Regions from separate parts of the Homo sapiens genome. Here all the other regions are linked to region 1. The links are chromatin contacts, found by Hi-C or POLR2A ChIA-PET in ENCODE. All regions are on one chromosome and are shown on one strand. Each heading gives the region's core, a stretch centred on a gene start or an enhancer-like site at or near the end of the contact. The rest is flanking DNA. Distances are from core to core; before and after follow the strand shown. Region 1 holds the start of AP1B1 (adaptor related protein complex 1 subunit beta 1). Region 2 overlaps TBC1D10A (TBC1 domain family member 10A). Region 3 holds the start of RNF215 (ring finger protein 215).

Region 1 (2,939 bases), core at 193-2,692:
CCCTAAAGTCAGGAAAATCTTAGACTCTTGCCCTGAAAGGTATCACTAATAGCAACAGCCTGTAGGATTGTTTTATCCTAAAGAAAGTAAGTCGAATGCCCCTTATGAAGATCAGACAAAAAGCAATAAGGCTACATCGTGACATAAATCCAAATAAATACAACGGCAGCTAAAAATCTTTTTTTTTTTTTTTTTTTTGAGACGGAGTCTCACTCCGTGGCCCAGGCTGGAGTGCAGTCGCACGATCTCGGCTCACTGCAACCTCCACCTCCTGGGTTCAAGCGATTCTCCTGCCTCAGCCTCCCAAGTAGCTGGGATTACAGGCGTACGCCACCATGTCTGGCTAATTTTTGTATTTTTATTGGAGACAGGGTTTCACCATGTTGGTCAGGCTGGTCTTGAACTCCTGACCTCACGATCCACCCGCCTCAGCTTCCCAAAGTGCTGGGATTACAGGCGTGAGCCACCATGTCTGGCTAAAAGTCTTAAATATCCCCTACACCCCAACCTTAACTCCAGTCTTTCCTTTGTCTCTGTACTTTGCAGGTCTCTGACAGCCTGGCAGAAAACCTGGCCTTGCCTCTACTACCCGAATGACCTTACATGTGGGATTTAACCTCTCTGTGCCTCAGGGTCCTCATCGATAAAATAGGGATATTTAATCCCCACAAAGGTTGCTGTGAAGTTTAAATGTGTCATTGTAAGGAAAGTGCTTAGCACAGTGCCCGGTACACAGAAGGGACTCGATAGCCACTAGCAAGCATCTCCCTCGTTATTTTGCAGCATTATCACCGGTGTCTCCATTCAGTTAACTTGTCTTAGAGGCTCCAACAAACAAGACCAAGCCAGTGCCTAGCCGGAGGCGGGCGGCACGGGACCGTTTTCTAGTTTTTTTTTCTTTCTTCTTTTTCAACCTTGGCAAAGAGATAACGCCCTGAACAACGAGGAGGCCTCAGGATGGCCATGGAGGTGAGTCCGAAAGAGGAAATCAGAGCCCGAAGAGTTTTCCCTCAGGCCAGTGGGGAATTCCTCGGGGCCTAAGTCCTGTCTCTCCGGGCGGAAGCCCCAGGAGGTGCTGCGGGTATGGGGCGGCCGAGGAACAGGCCGGCGGCCAAGTGGGCGCGAATGAATGAACGAACCCTCAGCCCTTCCTCCTCCTCTGGCTGGGGACGTCGCTCGCGCCCCTGCAGCGCCGCGTCCTCTTCATGACCTCTGACCCCGCAAACCCCTCACCTAGGACCCCTGACCCCTCGCCCCACTTCTTCTCCTGGCTCGCCCGGGTCCCCGCTTCCTCACCCGCAGGTCCCAATAGCTCCCGGCGCCCCGGCTCGGTTCGGCTTGGCACCAAAATGTCCGCGGCCTCCACCTCTCGCTCTCCCGGTGCGTCCGGGCTGCCGGCGGCTCGGAGCCCCGCGGCTGTCACCTGCCGGGCGGAAGTGAGCTGCCCGCGCGCGGGTACTTCCGGTGGACGCAAGGCCTGAAGGCGGGGTCAAGGGTACAACCCTGGCGGGGGTGGTGCCCGTGGGGCGGGGCAAGAAAAGGGGAAGAGCCCAACGGTATTAACCCCTCGGCAGCCGCGGCGCTGCTATGCTGCAGTCTCCCGCAGAGCCCTTGGGAAACCATCCCGCTAGCCAATTCAGCGTGAGGGGGCCGGGCAAGGTCGTAGGGAGTTTGAAGTCCATCTTCTGTGTAAAGACGGCAAATCTGAGGTTCTAAGAGGGGCAGGGTTTTGCTCAAGGTCACTCATTTTTTGTTTGTTTGTTTGAAATAGGGTCTTGCTCTGTTGCTCAAGCTAGAGTGCAGTGGCTCGAAGATCTGGGCTCACTGCACCCTCCGCCTCCCAGGCTCAGGTGATCCTCTCACCTCAGCCTCCCAAGCAGCTGGGACCACAGGTGCGCAGCACTACGCCCGGCTAATTACTTATTATTTACTTATTTATTTTTTGTAGAGAGAGTCTCACTTTATTGCTCAGGCTGGTCTCGAAATCATGGACCCGAGAGATCCTCCCGCCTCGGCTTCCCAAAGTGCTGGGATTACAGAGGGGTCTCTCTCTGTCCAAACTAGGTTTACAGCTCTAGTTTGGACCCCTCCATTCTTAAGATGAGTGACCTTGAGCCAGACACAGTGGCTCATACCTGTAGTCCCAGCTACTCGGGAGCCTGAGGCAGGAGAATAGCTTGAGCCCAGGAGGTTGAGGTTACAGTGAGCTATAATTGCAGCACTGCACTCCAGCCTGGGCGACAGATCCAGACCCTGTCTCAAAAAAAGAAAAAAAATGGCCGGGCATGGTGGCTCACACCTGTAATCCCAGCACTTTGGGAGGCCGAGGCGGGCGGATCACAAGGCCAGGAGATCGAGACCATCCTGGTTAACATGGTGAAACCCCGTCTCTACTAAAAACACAAAATATTAGCCGGGTGTGGTGGCAGGCGCCTGTAGTCCCAGCTACTCAGGAGGCTGAGGCAGGAGAATGGCGTGAACCCGGGAGGCAGAGCTTGCAGTGAGCCGACATCACACCACTGCACTCCAGCCTGGGCGACAGAGCAAGACTCCGTCTCAAAAAAAAAAAAAAAGAAAAAAGAAAAAAACCATCTGCAATCCCACTGACCTAAGACAATCACTTTTAATATTTTGGTGAATATTCTTCCAAACTTGATAGATCATTTGTTTTTTTTTGTTTGTTTGTTTTGAGACAGGGTCTCGCTCTGTTGCCCGGACTGGAGTGCAGTGTCGTGATTTTGGCTCACTGCAACCTCTGCCTCCCAGGTTCAAGCGATTCTCCTGCCTGGGCCTCCCAAGTAATTGGGATTACAAGCATGCACCACCGTGCCCAGCTAATTTTTGTATTTTTAGTAGAGGCGGGGGTTTCACCATGTTGACCAGGCTGGTCTTGAACTCCTGACCTCAAGTGATCTGCCCACCTCAGCTTCCCAAAGTGA
Region 2 (3,164 bases), core at 53-2,552, 920 kb after region 1:
CCAACCTTCCCCCTGCCTTCAAGCCAGCTTCTGTCCTGCACTGGCAGTTGGAGGACACCTAAGGCATCTGGCAGTTATAGAAGCCTCTGCTTTCCTAAGCTGATGAAGTTCCTCCCTCTTCCTCCTCCTCCCCAAGCTGCCAACTCCCAGCCCAATACCTGAGGCCAGGCCCCTCACCTTTTTGTGCTTCTTGGCCATCCATTTGTCCCAGTTGTTGAGCATGTCCAGCCACTTGGACTCCCTCTGCCTCAGCACCTCCAGGGGTACTTCCTCCAGCCTGTGGAGCAGAGGGCAGGGCCTGTGAGAGGTGCCAAGGGAAGCAAAGGCCCTGGCTTCATTCCCAGCCGCCAGCCTGGTCAGACCTCCATTCTTCCTGCCTACCATCCCTGCTGTTCCCTTCAGGACTGCTACCTCGGACCATCCTATTGCAGATGAGAGGGAACACGCCACCTCCCCATCCACCGCCTCAAGGCATAAGCTAGAGAGACAGCAGGTGGTTCAAGTGCCTACTTCCCTAATGTGGCCAGGACCCATGGTACCTCTCTGAGGCAGAGGCTGAGTGAGTGTCTGCATCTGTGCAGCAAAGCAAAGCATTCCTGTCCTGGGTCTGCCTTAGTCAATAAGCCTCTTCAGAGGGCCGGTGTACAAGGTGCAGAGTTGAACACAAAAACTAGTCAAACGAGTACAGAAATAATATGCTCACCTCTTTACTTGAGCCAAACTCATTACTCAGAGTTTCCCCAATTATGCCCTGGCCCTTTCCCTCTCAGCCTTTATTCATGCCAGTAACTTTGCTGGAATGCTTCCCAAATCGTCTCCACCCATCAAAATCCTACACACACTTCAAAGCCCCATCAAATACCACTTCTTCTATCTGTAGATCTACTGACTGGGCAGCTAGCACAACTGTGTTGCAGTGTTCTAGGGCGAGGGCCTCTGGATGGGTTATGGGGATGCCGTCCCATGATTAAAACAAAGTCTTGACCCTCATGGAGTTGATATTCTGGTGGGCACTGAATGTGGGGAAAACACCTCAGCACCAAGGTGCTTTTTTCTGCTTTCTTAACAGAATAAGGTATTAATGACAGACAAGGAAACAGGCTTAGAGAGGTAAGATACTCAGGAAAGGTATCTTGCTTAGCGTTCAATCAGTGGAAAAACCCAGACTCAAATACAAGTCAGGTCCCAGCCAAGAGCCAGCACACAGTGCTGCCTGACCTCTCAGAAAGGAGCACAGAGTCGGAGGCAGCTCAGAGGAGGTTCTCAGGAACAGGACACAGTGGGGCTGGGGCTTGGCCCAGGCCTGAGTCTCTGATCCTCTCTCTGCCGGAAGGAAATGTGCTACTGTGACTTTTACTGGTTGGAAGAGCAGAGGGAGGGGCCCTGGCAGAGCTGAGGCCTCTAAGACACAAAAGGGAAGGTCTTCTTCAGTGCATTTTATCTGGGGAAGTGCCCAGGCCTGAGAGTAGCCTTGGAACTGAACGTCTGAGGAAGGACTACAGCCCAGGCAAAGGAGGCCCCCTCAACGCACTGATACAAGGCACCCCACCTTGAACTGCTGCCCCTCTCACCACCTAAAGGCAGAACTAGGGCATGAGTTACTCCTTTCTTTGCCTTTCCTGATAAAAGCAAAGCAAGGACCACGCCTTTACAAAAGGTCAGGTAATTTACAAAGGGATATGTATCTCCGGGCAACCCCCAAACATCCCAGGAGCAGAAACTAAGGGCCCACACCTCCCAGGCCATGATACCTTCCACCACCTATAATGCACTGCTTATGCAACAAGTCAGAGGAACAGCCTTCTAGTTAACCAGTCAGAAGGGTGCCCAAACTGAGTCAACAGGAAGTTCTGGCAGTTATGGATGTAGATAATGGCTAATCCAATATCCCCACTGCACAGATGAAGAAACTGAGGCTTACAGAGGGCAAGGTTTTCACTTGAGATTACCAGTTTCCAAAGAACTCACAGGTGATTAAATATGTCTATCTGATACCTCAACCCTCAGTCTGGCTTTATTGATAAAATCTAACTGCAGGGACTCAAAGATGCCCATTCTCCCAACTGCAGATACACAGAGGAACATGTTAAATTCAGAGTTCTTTTAACTGATGCCAGATAACAGCTTTGGCAGTTTCAAACCCCCAATGTCAAACCTCAAACCGGAACTTCAGAAGAGTACAAAACAAACTACCATATTTCCTGGATTCTAAGACACCACTGATTTTAAGCTACACCATTGATTTGGCAAGATCTTCTCAGAAACAAACAAAAAACCCACTACTACTTTAACTGTGCATGTCAATTGAAAGATCTGTTTTGATTTTTTAAATCCTAAATTAGGAAAATTTTAAGGCAATATGGCCATCTGAATGGCTTTTCCTTTAACAGCAGAGGAGTTTAATCTACCTGGAGATGGTGAGAAGGAAGACACTGGAGGTCTGGCTGTACCCAGCACTCAGCGTACCACATGCTCTCTAACTGCAGGTAGATGTCTCTAGGCACAGGATATACTCCTGAAACATTGCAGGCTATCTATTTTTTTTGTTGTTAAATCAGAAGAGTCACATATCCTTCAATTAACTCAGTCAGGATCTTAGAAAACATCTGATCCAACTGCTGTCTGATATAGAAATCCTTTCTACATTAGGCAAGTCCCCTTTCTTCTCTGATCCTCAGTTTCGCTATATGCTTGTACAGTCTATCTTATGAATTTGACCCTCTAAGGAGGCCCACAGAGGAGCTGTGGGATGAAGCTGGGGCCAGAGGGGTCCCTGAAAATAGTATGACAGTGTAGAAGCCCTGAGGAGGCTTCCTCCTGACAGTGGAGAGGGCAGGAACCAATTGCTAGTGAGAGAGAAGCTGGCCCAGTATAAGGGACCACAAATGGCCCATGGGGGATGTCGCAAATCTGGCGGCCTCACTCATCCTCCAGAAAACCCCTCCTTCCTTAAGGTAGACTGAGGGAGTCTCTGAAGCCAAAAGAGACAAGTGAGACCAGTTTCTTTTGGCTCAGCCACTGCTGGAACTCCTCCAGGGATGGGCCTTCCTTACCTCCAGGTGAAGTCACTCTATTGTTAAACAGTTTCCACTGCTAAAGCTTTCTTCCCCACCTTATGCCAAAATTGTCCTAGTAACTTCCACCGTAATCTCAACACCGCTTTT
Region 3 (2,928 bases), core at 286-2,785, 1.0 Mb after region 1:
GTCCTTTGAAGTCTAAATACCAACTCACTGCAGCAATGCATCCAACAGCTTGGTGACATTGGAGGAATAATGGAGGACGATCACTGGCCTGAGCAGAAGCTGGGATATGTCCAGCTGCAGGGAGACAAGGAGGTCAGCAGGCCTGGGTCCCCCTTTCCCCAGCTTGCTTACCCTCACGGCCTGGTCCGATTTACCTCTCGGACCACGTTGTGGTTCAGGATGAGAAGAAGCAGGGCAGAGGCACCCAGGAAGAGGGCCCGCCGCATCTGCAGAGGGATAGAAGGCGAGAGGCTAGCATATACCCTGCCTGCACACCTGTCTCACCACCTGCAGCCCTAGCTGCTCTTAGCTCCTGGCCCTGCAGTGAGCAAAACTCTGGACAGACTGCCATAAGCTCCTTGAGGTCAAAGGTGGAAACTGCTTTCTTCCTCCTGCCTCCCTTCCAGATGCGCTGTGCCTTCCCCGGTCCTATCAGGGCAGTCCCAGCAGTGGTCGTCAGCAGCAGCTCCCCCATCCCATACTCTCAGAGCCTGGTCAAGCTTCTCAACCTCTCTCTGGCCTCCTCTCACCTCCCTGCTTCGAAGCCATACTGACTCCATTCTTCAAACTGGGGTGCCCTGACCCACCAGGCCTAGGGCTTCTCTGCAAGCTCTTAAGGGCCCATCTAAGGAGGGCCTGGCTCTAGCAGATGCCTTGGAATCCTTTCCTCCAGCCCCCTCCCCCATAGACATCCCCTGCACCTGCTGGACCAGGGCCTTGGGATAGGCCTGCGGGCCACTGCCCTTATTCTCCTGGTGGAACTGGGCCGCCTGCTCCTTGCCCACGTATGCCACTGCAATCCAGCCTTCCACTGGTGCCTCCTGCTCGGCATCCACGATGTCCATCTGTGTGGCAAGGGGCCATGAGCAGAGGGAGGTAGGGTGTGGTGGGGGAGGGAGCCGGGGTCATCACAGTGGATGCCAAGGCCAGAGTTCCCAGAGCATCTGGCTCTCTGGTTTGGGAAGCCGGAATGCTGGGGGCCTGGGGAGCCTGGGGAGGGGCGCTGGACTCTCAAGGCTTGGTGGAGGATGAACGTCGGTTCAGGGTGCGGGGTCTCTAGGGAGGGTTGAGAGAGGGGTTTAGTGATGCGGCCAGATGGCTCAGCAGCGCTCACCAGCAGCAGACGACCGCCCAGCAGGGGCGCCGGGTCGGCTTCGGAGCCGATCCTGACGCCCTCCAGGACCAGAGCGTCCTGGCGCGGCAGTCTCACGTCCACCCGCACGGCGCGGGCTCCGCCCCGCCCCGCCCCGGCCGCCGGCTCGCTGCCGTCCGCCGCGGCCCCGGGCCCCGCCAGGCCCAGCCACAGCGGCAGCAGGGGCAGCAGCAGCAGCAGCGGAGACGGAGGCGGCGGCGGAGGCGGCGGCGGCGATCTCAGCGCGGGGCGAGCGGCGGGGCCCATGGCCGGACCCGGCGAGCTGGCCCAACAGTGGGGCCAGGGGTCCCGGGCGCGGGGGGGATCGGAGGGAGCGAGGCCGCTGCCGGACGGGGCGGGGCGCCGGGAGGGGCGGGGCCGCGGCCGGACGGGGCGGGGCACCAGGAGGAACGGAGTGGGCGCTTGGCGGCTCTCGCGCCCAGACTGGGCCGCGGGCGCCCCCTGGTGGCCGCGGAGAGCTCAGGTGCCCGCGGCTGAGGGAGCTGGAGAGGGGCAAAACCGGGGTCGCAGCGGGAAGGCGGAAAGTCAGAGAGAGGAGGTGCTTCGGCAGCGGACGCGTCAGCGGGGCAGACAGGAAAATAGTTGGAAAGGGCGACCTGGGGGAGCAGAGACACGATCAGAGCCTGAGAAGGGCAGGAGCAAGGGATGTCTAAGGGGCCTGGTGGCAGGCCCTTGTTCTGCGGCAGCCCCGTGGACCCACGGGGTGGCCAGGGCCAAGTCACATCCCTCTCTTCCCCGGTCCTCCCTGTCTCGACCCCACTAAACAGCAGGAGGCAGAGAACCAGAGACTGGCGTGGGAAGCCGACAGGGGAGATAGAGGGGCAGGGGAAAGGGGCTGGGGGGCAAGGCAAAACGAAGCAGGCAGGGACTCAGTGCCTCAGTGGGACCGAGAGGCTGGGTCACTTCCCTCATCTGTGAAATGGGCACCATAGGCCGGGCGCGGTGGCTCACGCCTGTAATCCCAGCACTTTGGGAGGCCGAGGCGGGCGGATCACCTGAGGTCGGGAGTTCGAGACCCGCCTGACCAACATGGAGAAACCCCGTCTCTACTAAAAATACAAAATTAGCCGGGCGTGGTGGCGCATGCCTGTAATTCCAGCTACTCAGGAGGCTGAGGCAGGAGAATCGCTTGAACCCGGGAGGCGGAGGTTGCGGCGAGCCGAGATCGCGCCATTGGAATCCAGCCTGGGCGACAAGAGTGAAACTCCGTCTCTAAATAAATAAATAAATAAATAAGCACCATGTACAATCAACACTGCCTCACCCCCAGCAAATAACTCAAATGTCTACTGGAATGTGGAAGTTCCACTACTGTTCTAAAACTTGTCCGTTTCTCCAAGGGTTGGGGCTGCTGGGAGCTGGCTCAGTCTGAAACCTGAGCCTTTAAAAATTGTATGGTGGGCAGGGCGCGGTGGGTCACGCCTGTAATCCCAGCACTTTGGGAGGCTGAGGCAGGCGGATCATGAGGTTAGCAGATCGAAACCATCGTGGCTAACAAGGTGAAACCCCGTCTCTACTAAAAATGCAAAAAAATAGCCGGGCATGTTGGGAGGCGCCTGTAGTCCCAGCTACTCGGGAGGCTGAGGCAGCAGAATGGCGTGAACCCGGGAGGCGGAGCTTGCAGTGACCTGAGATGGTGCCACTGCACTCCAACCTGGGCCAGATGAGCCACAACACTCTTTTTTCTCCAGAAAAATTGAAAGAATTTTACAGTGAACACCTGTAGGAACACTGAT

Evidence for each region. A loop is a pair of places that touch in the nucleus more often than their neighbours do. ChIA-PET counts read pairs that join two places held with the same protein, here RNA polymerase II (POLR2A). Pooled maps may share reads with other maps.
Region 2: a loop to region 1 is called in a pooled map, with 4 times the contacts of the local background. The contact joins the enhancer-like site here to the promoter of AP1B1 in region 1. A Hi-C loop is called at or near these places in 1 of 168 maps with a recorded cell type or tissue (OCI-LY7), 1 of 37 single-sample maps with no recorded cell type and 4 of 50 pooled maps.
Region 3: a pooled map shows a loop between it and region 1 (4-fold over the local background). The contact joins the promoter of RNF215 here to the promoter of AP1B1 in region 1. A Hi-C loop is called at or near these places in 1 of 168 maps with a recorded cell type or tissue (right lobe of liver) and 1 of 50 pooled maps. POLR2A ChIA-PET finds 5 or more read pairs at or near these places in 1 of 52 experiments (MCF 10A).

Annotation. Positions count from the first base shown.
Region 1 is chr22:29,387,128-29,390,066 of GRCh38, forward strand. It overlaps AP1B1 (adaptor related protein complex 1 subunit beta 1), which reads right to left and starts at 1,443. Exons shown (of 23, transcript NM_001127.4): 1 at 1,297-1,443. It also overlaps a transcript of RFPL1 not described here.
Region 2 is chr22:30,304,354-30,307,517 of GRCh38, forward strand. TBC1D10A (TBC1 domain family member 10A) reads right to left here. Exons shown (of 9, transcript NM_031937.3): 2 at 178-277. Among named protein-coding and RNA genes, the nearest start is that of CASTOR1, 16 kb to the left of the region's middle. RefSeq lists an enhancer at 323-822. Within about 2 kb of position 1,303, at least 36 of the 41 ENCODE cell types and tissues checked have a DNase peak (open chromatin) inside an H3K27ac peak, as active enhancers do; they include OCI-LY7, where a contact is called at or near this core.
Region 3 is chr22:30,385,876-30,388,803 of GRCh38, forward strand. RNF215 (ring finger protein 215) reads right to left here and starts at 1,536. Exons shown (of 9, transcript NM_001017981.2): 1 at 1,154-1,536; 2 at 741-884; 3 at 195-266; 4 at 29-114. The coding sequence starts at 1,438. RefSeq lists a silencer at 1,276-1,635.